Linked DNA regions of Homo sapiens: region 2 is linked to region 1. A link is an interaction called in ENCODE POLR2A ChIA-PET data of the cell type or tissue named here. Cell type or tissue: MCF 10A. All regions are shown on one strand.

Evidence for each region. Peaks named below come from ENCODE experiments on the same cell type or tissue, not always from the same donor. Only the 100,000 strongest peaks of a DNase experiment are listed, where the experiment ranks them.
Region 2: POLR2A ChIA-PET joins it to region 1 with 23 read pairs; 7 of 35 experiments call an interaction of 5 or more read pairs at or near these places.

The regions. Positions count from the first base shown.
Region 1 is chr1:50,701,385-50,706,384 of GRCh38, forward strand. FAF1 (Fas associated factor 1) reads right to left here. Exons shown (of 19, transcript NM_007051.3): 7 at 4,402-4,507. Among named protein-coding and RNA genes, the nearest start is that of FAF1, 260 kb to the right of the region's middle. In MCF 10A, a CTCF peak has its summit at 2,830 (motif pointing left); a DNase peak (open chromatin) is centred at 2,867.
Region 2 is chr1:50,601,670-50,606,669 of GRCh38, forward strand. The region is part of intron 8 of FAF1 (Fas associated factor 1); the gene reads right to left. Among named protein-coding and RNA genes, the nearest start is that of FAF1-AS1, 160 kb to the left of the region's middle. RefSeq lists an enhancer at 1,677-2,876. In MCF 10A, a CTCF peak has its summit at 3,984 (motif pointing left); DNase peaks (open chromatin) are centred at 2,082 and 4,002.

The DNA.
Region 1 (5,000 bases):
AAACAAAACAAACAAACCAAAAAAAACACCCAATACTTTAAAACATTTACAGAAAGGCCATGTTAGTTAAGGAGTTATAGTCAACCCACTACTAGAACATCAATAATTAGCACAATCTGTGAAAGACTACATATTTTAATTACTGTTACTGGCCACCAGCATTAAAGGAGAATAGTCCAAAATATACGCTAGTCAAGCAAGTTAAGAAAGTAGCAAGTAGAATAATAGACACAACATACAAAATCCGACGTTAGGTTCAAATGCTCAGAATCAGAGTTAGCCTTATCATTATTTAGCCCAGATTATTTTTAAGGATTGGTATAATCTGTGTATTTAGTTCATTCAGTTCCTGAGACTTATTCAACTCTATTGGCTTCCCATTTAATCACTACTTTGTACAAACTGTAATAGTACTGAAATGTTTTACTACTCCCTGCAAGATATATCTTTATAGGTTGCCAATTTTCCCCTTTCATGCCATTAAGAACTAAATCAACAATAATAAGAACAGTGAGATTTCTGAGGTAAAGTGAAACTTGGAAGAGGATTTAAATAATTCCAATAGCTATTCATCATGCTTCTTGTTGTAACAGATAAGTAATACTCCATAATTCTGCACTAAAAATACTTAGGTTTCTTATTGTTATTCTGGGTCATGTGTATATTCCTTAAATTTATATGACATCTACAAAGAAAACAATATTTTGCCTAACAGAAGCTTCTGCAGTAGTAAGGCCGATAACAAAGAATCAGTTTCCAAGAAAAGTTGGCTTGATTTCAGAGACTTCATATCCTTTTCCACACCTGGGTTTTGGATTTGCTGAAAGCAAATCAATCTTTTTTCCCCTTAATTTAACCCACCCCAAGTGCATTTGTAACCACAGATCTTTAATAGTATTAGTGAGAATTACTAGAATCTGCACAATAAACTGTTGACAAATCTGAATTCTCAGCGTAAAAAAAATTCATTAAAATAAGGTAAGCCTGTTTAAATTTAAGGAAACTCACAATTTTAAAGTGTGACAAATAGTTAATTTAGGACCCAAAAAGGTTGAAAAGACAGACTATCACAGAGTTACTGTCACATTCTTTGATATTTTTTACAAGCTGTTTGGTCATAATGGAAAACAGAAAAGATTTTTCGTCTTTAAGACTACTTGCAACTCTCTCCATTCTGACCTTTTTATACTGTCACTGCTTTCTCCCCAACCAGGAGGATAATGTAACTGGAAGGATTTGTACAGAGTTTTAAAAAAACAAAATCAAAATGAAAACCCTCAATAACTAACTGGCTTAAATTAAAATCTAGAGCACCTAAAGGACACAAGTCACGCATTGTGAGGCAGCAGACCACAAAGCCAGAATGAACAAACACTTGTACAACTCTTGGTTTATCACCATTAACTTGCAATGACCATATGGTCATTGAATAGTTTATTTGAAATTCAAACTGCATTTTAGTTCTATTTTCTAACTCAGTATTTTAAAAAAATGTACTTTGTTCTAATTAAAAGTTGAAATCATAGTGCCTTTTTCAATCCTGTTTCATTTAATAGAAATTTCCCTCTGGGTGAAAAATAGTGCAAAGTTTTCTTTTAAAAATGCAAGGCTTTCAAAAATTAAAAAAAATATATATATAAAATACACTAAAAAAATGACCAGGAACCTTTGTGTTTTGAACATTTTTTCCTTTCCCTCAATTATATTAGTCAGGATTTATTCTTGGACCTATTAATACTGAAAAGAAATTCCTGAAACTGGTGAGATAGATTAATTTACAATTTAGCACATATGGTATCATTAAGCTTTCACATTAATAAAAGACAAATACTAGCATTATAAAATAAAACTACAAAATAGTTTCACAATTATATTTTTATCTTGATGCAATCAAACTAACTTTCCAATCATGCAACAAGAAAAAATGTACATACTTAAGTGTCATTGTGGATTGAATAGCTGTAGATAAGGGCACCTTGTCCTTCACCTGAAACTACCCCCTCCATCACAGGTGTTGCACAAGTTGAAGCAGAAAAGTCACAGAACTAGGCCCAGAGAGGTCCCACATCCTTTATCTAAGTTGTACAGAATAAAACAGCCTATGTGTACCTGTCTACTCACAGAGAAGCAAGTGACATAAGTAGCAACTGCATTTATTTGTTCCTGGCAAACTAGCATTTAAAAATATTATTTTAAATTAACTTAAAGGGAAAAAAAGGAAAAAGGAGAAGAAACCAAATTCTTGACAAGAAATACATAAGAATATCTGTCTTTGCAAAAATATTTCTGGAACATTTTTAAAATGACATTTAGAAAATGGTATAAAAAAGATTTACTGTTTTAAGTCCTTGAAGCTTAAGATATATTTGATAATCTACATAGCAGGCCACGGAGAACAGTTTCAGCCAACTGTGGCACACAATGGCACATTTACAGAATTTTAAATATTTCTTTTAATAATTGATGTAGTCATTTTGAATCATTCTGCATAGGATATCAGGTGTGAGCAGATTGCATTAACGCTGCTTAAACATTTCAACTTGTCAGTATGGCCAACTCGATTTCGGAAATATTTGCAGTATTTTCCCATCGAAACAGTAATAAAGGCAAAATAAATATATGCCACTACTTTATAATCACCGAACATTAATGAATATTTTATGTCTTTTTAAATCTCCCTGTTTAATTTAAAAGGGTGAAATTAAGTCTCCTCCCTGCAATATGCCAATTATCTGTAAATCAAACAATAACTTGGCCATTATGCTCCTTTTTGTTAATATAAGAGAAGCTAATTTGAAAACACTGAATAGCATTTTTAGGCTATCTGCTGAATAGTCCTTTCTGCCCTCTTGTGGGAGAAAGCTGAAACACACTCAAATAACAGAAACTAGGGGTGGGGGTTGAGAGGGTGGCAGCAAAATTATGGCTAGAAAATTCAACCCCGAAGGAAAAAAAGGCAAACTATATTTATTCATCATACATTATACTATTCTTCAATTATCAAGTCAGCAATAAAATGAATTTACCTCTTATCTTTGTCATGTTGGTTAAACTGAAGTTATTTTAAATCTAAATTTCCTTGTTTCATATATTCACATATACAATTTAGATTTTACTATCCTGTAAAATTTCAGATGCTATAATAACTCGGAGATGGAGCCACGGCAAAACATTATTTCTACCATAAAAACACAAATGATTCTTCAAGGAATTAAGTTTTTTAATTTAGAGAATAAAATACTCATTATGGAGGTTGAAAATGAAATTACAATTTATACATATTTAAAATCCTGAAAAAAAATTAAATAACGCAAACCTACAATTCAGTTTAGGAATCAGATCAGAAAAAAATTTTAAAGAGTTTAGTTTCTAGAGTCAACAAACTATTCAAGTAATCAATGAAGAAAATAAAGCAATGAGTTATTCATGTCAAATTCAGAAGCTGAAATTCATTAACACAATATAAAAAAGGAAACCATTAATAGTCTACAGAAACAGTTCATATATTTCTGAAAGAAAACACTAGGGTGAAAACTGGTTCTTTCAAAATGACATTAAGTGATTATTTTAAGAAATGTAGTCTAAGAAAAACATTATAAAATAATCCAAGATTAAGCATGATTAATTCTCTTTAGAAAAATTAGTAGACAAATGACTGTTGCTTTCATAACTTATAAGGTGTAATGCAACATAGTCATCATTTCAATGTTTCTAAACATAAGTCCTGTCATAGCCTTAAATGTTCCCCCCACCCTCCATGAAGATAGAATTACTAGCTTTTAGGTGGCTGGGGCCCAAGGCATACCAACAAGGTACCTCTTCTCTCTTGGGGGAGGTTCTCTTTTGAAACAGTGGCCCTGGTTGGTCGTGTTGAAGAAAATACTGACACTATAAATAGACTCTTCTCATATTCTAAGCTAAAAGATAGTCTCCAACAGCATCTTAGGCATACTGCCCAAGGGCAGGATGGAGCTGCTTAAGAAAAGTCCCCTCAAATTCCTTTTAGAAACAGGCAGAGTACACAATATAAATAATTATTTGAGAGCAACCTTTCAAATAAAATATAAGCATCCTCCAAAATGAATGTTGTCAACAATTTCCATAGTATTTTGAATAATGACTATAAAACCATGAAATATATTACATAATAATCAGTTATTTTTAAGCAGCGTTTCAAGTTGACTAGTTTAAAAATTATCAAGAGTTCCCATTTACATCTTTCTAGGTCAAGTCATTTAGTATATCTACAGTAATCATTGATGCTCCAGTTAATTAAAATTTAAGAACCCAATAATGAAACATAAAGAGAATTTCCAACCAGAACAGATAAGCCCTCTTTAACAGGGTCAACATTAGCTATAATGAGCTACCTTTATTTCTTAGCTGTGAGACATAACTCACCTCTTGAATAGTACTGCTTCCTGAGAAGTTCAGGTTGTACTCCCGCTGGACTTCTCGGTGGGTGATGATCAGCATGAAGTTTTGATTTAATGACTCCTGCAGGGCACTGAAAGGGTTGAAAGAAAAACAAGGAACTCAGAGATGAACAAGTTCTAGCTTGCTTTACAGCTAGCTGCAAAAACCCCAGGAGTACCCTAACCTCCACACAGGCATGTCTGGGCCCAATGTTATCATATTTTCAGCTCCTAAAGGCAAGAGAACACACTGAGAACAACCAAGGGGAGCTAACCTGTTAACTCTTTCTCTACCAAGGTGTTTTTAAATTTCAAGTCTAAATGCTTTGTATACTTAAGAATTTTCTACAAGTCATAGGCTAATTCATAATATCTGCATACGTATCTCCTCCAACAAAGCTGTCAATTATATCAACTCCAAATATGCTACTAAAATGTATATTCAAAGACTCTGGTTCAATTCCAAGTGAAACAGCTGTTCTAGAATAACAGAAGTATGAAACTATTATTTATATTCATGAATCTGATTTCAGTCAAAATTCAGAAGATATTGAAATCTACAGAACTTCAATTGTTATGTAAAAA
Region 2 (5,000 bases), 100 kb before region 1:
TCTCAAACAATACATATATATTCATATATATATATATACACACACACACTATATATATTCATATACACACATATATTCATATATACACATATATATTCATATGTATACATATATTCATATATACATATATTCATATACATATGAATTAGTTCTTCAAAGTATTTTTTATTTTATAGCCAAATTTTAACCCTCCCCAAATACATGCTTGCAGTCTGTCTTTTTTTCTAATTATAAATGACAAAGAATAAGACATTTTAAGAGTATTGGAAGCTATAAAACCTGTTATGGGACCTTGGGTCAGTAACCAAGAGTCTTAACATCTCCTTTTGTAAAATATAGGTACGACCAACTAAATGGCCTCTCAGATCCCTTCTAGCCCTAATGGGCTATGATCTTCATACATCACTAAGGAGATTTGGTTATGTCACCTGCAGACTCCTTGCTCTGCATGTGACACACCCAGTAACACAAGTGAACGAGATTCAAACTACAGCTTTACTGTTTTTATCTTTTATTCACTCAGTTTGTAAAATACAATTCTCTTGTGTTTTAAGAAGAACAATTAATATGAGACATTTTTTAAAAACCATATCTCAAGCTTGTCATCGTCCTCACAAGACACTGATGTAATTTCATCCAGATTTGGGAATGCTACCGGATATTAGCACTGACTACACTGCACTGATGATCTTTTTAATCTGTGTATTTGTATGTCAAGATGTATCCAACTGTACACTTAAAAAATGTATGGTTTATTACAGGTCAATTATACTTCAATAAGGCAGTATTCAGTGCTATTAATATATGCATTTATATCCTCATATAAAGTATTGCTTTTTTTTTTTTTTTTTGAGACAGAGTCTCACTCTGCCACCCAGGCTGGAGTGCAGTGGTGTGATCTCAGCTCACTGCAACCTCCGTCTCCCAGGTTCAAACGATTCTCCTGCCTCAGCCTCCTGAGTACCTGGGACTACAGGTGCATGCCACCAAGTCCGGCTAATTTTTGTATTTTTGTAGAGATGGGGTTTCATCATGTTGCCCAGGCTGATCTTGAACTCCTCACCTCAAGTGATCTGCCCGCCTCGGCTTCCCAAAATGCTGGGATTACAGATAGGAGCCACCTCACCCAGCCTAAAGTATTGCTTTTTGACATATATATACATACACCCATGAAACCATTCCGTATTTTAAAAAGCAGTTGTATAATAACTGCTACTATTAAGAGCTCAGTATGTATTGTTATTACACAAAGTGCTTTACACGCACTACCCCACTTAATTCTCACAATAACTCTGCCAGGTAAGGATTATAATCCCCACTTTAGAGATGAGGTTACTAAATCTCACACAGAATAAGAAGGTTGCCCAAAGTCAAACAGGTACTGACTGGTGAACCAAAATTAAAACTCAGGCACTTTATCTCACAACCATTTAAAAAGTATCCAATCGAACAACTATTAAGGCTCTAAGATATCTTGTCTTACTATCTGATAACCAGTAATTACTTTCTTTGGCTTAATTAAAACAGCTACTCCTAGATACCATCCATTAGTCAGAAACTACATAGTAAGTGCTTAACATATGTCTACCATACATGACAACTCTGTAAATTAAAGACTATCGTGATTGTACAAATCATAAAACAACCTTAGAGTAGTGGAGTAACCTGTCCAAGATAAATCAGGTACCAGATGGCAAACCAGATTTAACTCCAAAAGCCATGGAGTTTTCTATTACATCACATTTCCAACGTAGATAAGGTTTTTTATAGTAAGGAGTCCTGAAGATGACTTCTAGAATACCCCTTTTAAATTTTCAGATGCTTACTGTTCAGCTAAATAGATTACTGAGGTAGTTTTAAACCGAACTGAGTCATGAGGCTAAAATTTCATTTACTGCCAACCAAAGCGCAACTCTAAAAAGCTTATTTTTATTCACAATCCGAGGTTTCTTCTGCCCTTCCCCCAGCCATTTTTTTTGTCACTTATGTGCTAGAAAAGTCACACAGAGCTTTAATTTGTGGCAGGTTGAAGCAAGCTTATCAAGAATGCTAGTTACCAAGTGTACATGCACTTGTCTGGACTAGCCCACTGCCACATTCTTGTAGCAGGGTTAAACAGCAGTTTAGTCACCTCATAAAAAAGCACACTGTTAAAAAGGAAGTGACTAATAATATTCTGGAACCAACAGAATATTAAAAGACATGTGCAGGTCAAGATCAATTATCAACAAAACTCCTGTGTAAATAGCTCAAAAAACTGTGTTCTCTGCCTGGCCTTGCTGCGTTATAGTCCTCAATTGATTTGGCAAGTTGGTAAAGTTTAATGAAATAAACACCAACAGTTACAAGTTCTCAGGCTTTTTGCTATGTACATAAACACAAACACTACCATGTAAGCAACCGGAGCTGGAAGAAACAAGGATGGCTGCTATACATGGCTTCATTTTACACACAAGATACTAGATTTGGAAGAGTCCTCAGAATTCATCAGTTGCTTGTATCCCAACCAGGAGATCTTGAAGCCTTAGCTGAGTCAAGTGCTACTGCCATATCTTCCACCACTCAGCATCTCCCTTGCCCCATTCCAAGCTAGTAATAAGAATTTCCAGAGAGAAGGTATCAGCAGCCTTCTCTTAAACTTCTATCAGTGATCCCACCATCCCCAACAGATTCCAAATGAAAGGCAGTTTCTCCTCACAAGATAAGGGTCTAATCCTCTCACTTAACAGGAAAAGAAACTGAGGTATAGAGAGGTAAAGTGTTTGTCCCAAGTCTCACATCTGCTTAATGATAGCACAAGCATGTTCTCTTCTTGACTCCTAATCTCGGTTTTTCTTTTTCTTCTTTTTTTGTTTTTTGAGACAGTCTTGCTTTGTTACCCAGACTGGAGTGCAGTGGTACAATCACGGCCGACTGCCACCTCGATCTCCCAGCATCAAGCAATCCTCCCACCTCAGCCTCCTGTGTGGCTGAGTCTGCAGGTGCATGCTGCCATGCCCAGCTAATTCTTTAATTTTTTGTAGAAATGAGGGTCTCCTTATTTTTTGTAGAGATGGAGTCTCATCATGTTGCCCAGGCTGGTCTTGAGCTCCTGGGCTCCCCCTTTTGGCCTCTCAAAGTGCTGGGATTACAGGTGTGAGCCACCACACCCAGCCAGCTATGTGTTTTTTAAAGATGTTACAGTTAATTGTAAAATACTAACAAATATCTTGATTTAATTATCTCATATTTTCTTTTTAAAAGCTTTTGGAAATATATATAGTAATTTTAAATGCTCCTGACTTACTTTTTTGGTTTCTTTCATTTAATCTGGTGGGACTCTCAAAATCAAGGAGAATCACCTGATGCTATTTTCCACATTATAATTACCCACTTTTATGCTTCCTTATACTGTCCCAACATTATCTTGAGATTTTGGCTATCAAACAGAGGTTGCTCAATATAAAAGGTTTTTTTGTTTGTTTGTTTTTTTAATCTTCTAGGGCATTTCATCCCCTAAAACCAGATTATGTCATAGCGAGATAAAGAGCTGCTCACTGTAACAGAATTAGCACAATTTCTAAATGGATATGCTTTTATAACTAAACACAGACATCAATATTCTTGTACTTCATTACTTATTGATTTTAGTGAGTACACTAGAAGAGGTTCTGAAGTATTTTACGTCATTAAAATACTTCTGAAGAGCATTAAGTTACACAATAAGAAATACAACCCAGACCAGCCTAACACTGTCTAATGGCATAGTCCCTCATACCTTTTTAGAGAGAATGGTCAACTTTACCTATATAAAAAAGTACTATCCTCAGGTAAGTAAGTGCTCAAGATGTTATTTGTAAGGCAACTTTAAACCAAAGTTATTTCAGCTCAATCAAGAACTCTGTTTCAAAGTCAACTTTTTTTTTTTTTCACAGAGGCCAATAATCCACACTGTGAATTAAAATAGCCCTTCTTTCACAGTTCCTATCACTACAGCTTTATGCCATTTAGTTGCTTATGAGCACCCTCTGGTGGAGGGCAGAAGAGGGAAAAGAACATATTAAACACATTGCCTATAACCAGTAAGAAGGGTGAGGGGGAAAGAGAGATCTGGAATATGTGCAGATTTCTCTTGACTCTGCTTTTCTTCCTCATATTATTTGATAATTTAGAACTATTTGTTGAATGTTATACTAACCATATAGTTACTCAGAGTTGATAACTTATTCAATAAATATTAAGTTATTATATGTCAGGCACTTGGATCCAAATAACCTGGCCTTGGAGCCAGGCTTTGATAACTAATGTCATTTCTCAGGAAAGCTGCTTATCTCAAAACATCTCAGTTTCCTTGTCTGAGAAATGGGAATAATATCTTTGTTGACAGCAATAAAGAGATAAGTGAAAAAATATGTAGCATAGTGGACTAGATTTTCAACTTTAAAAAAATAAAAATCACACACCACCTCATCTTTGTGTCCTTGCCAGAAGGATTATCATATAGGTGTTTTCAGTTGCAATGCCCAATTATTTTTAAGAATCTAAGCCTAGATGACAGAATTGGTATCATTTAAGTATTTTATATCAACTTATGTCAATTAAATTTAACTGTATTAGTATATGTTCTAAAACATATAACAACCAAATATATTATTCAGTCTTTTCCATACCAAAGATATCCAAATGATGCCGACCAATGTTAAAGAAAAATTTCTTCCTAAGTGAACAAATTTAAATTATAAAGAGAGAAGGGTTTCTTATCATTTCCCACATAACATTCTTGTGAGTGCCAACCTGTGGAGAGCATTTTTGTTTAGATATATTGTAGCTGTGAGAGTTGCTTTTTTTTTTTTTTTTTTTTTTTTTTTGAGACGGAGTTTCACTCTTGTTGCCCAGGCTGGAGTGCAATGGCACGATCTCAGCTCACCACAACCTCCGCCTCCCAGGTTCAAGCGATTCTCCTGCTTCAGCCTCCCGAGTAGCTGGGATTATAGGGATGCGCCACCACACCTGGCTAATTT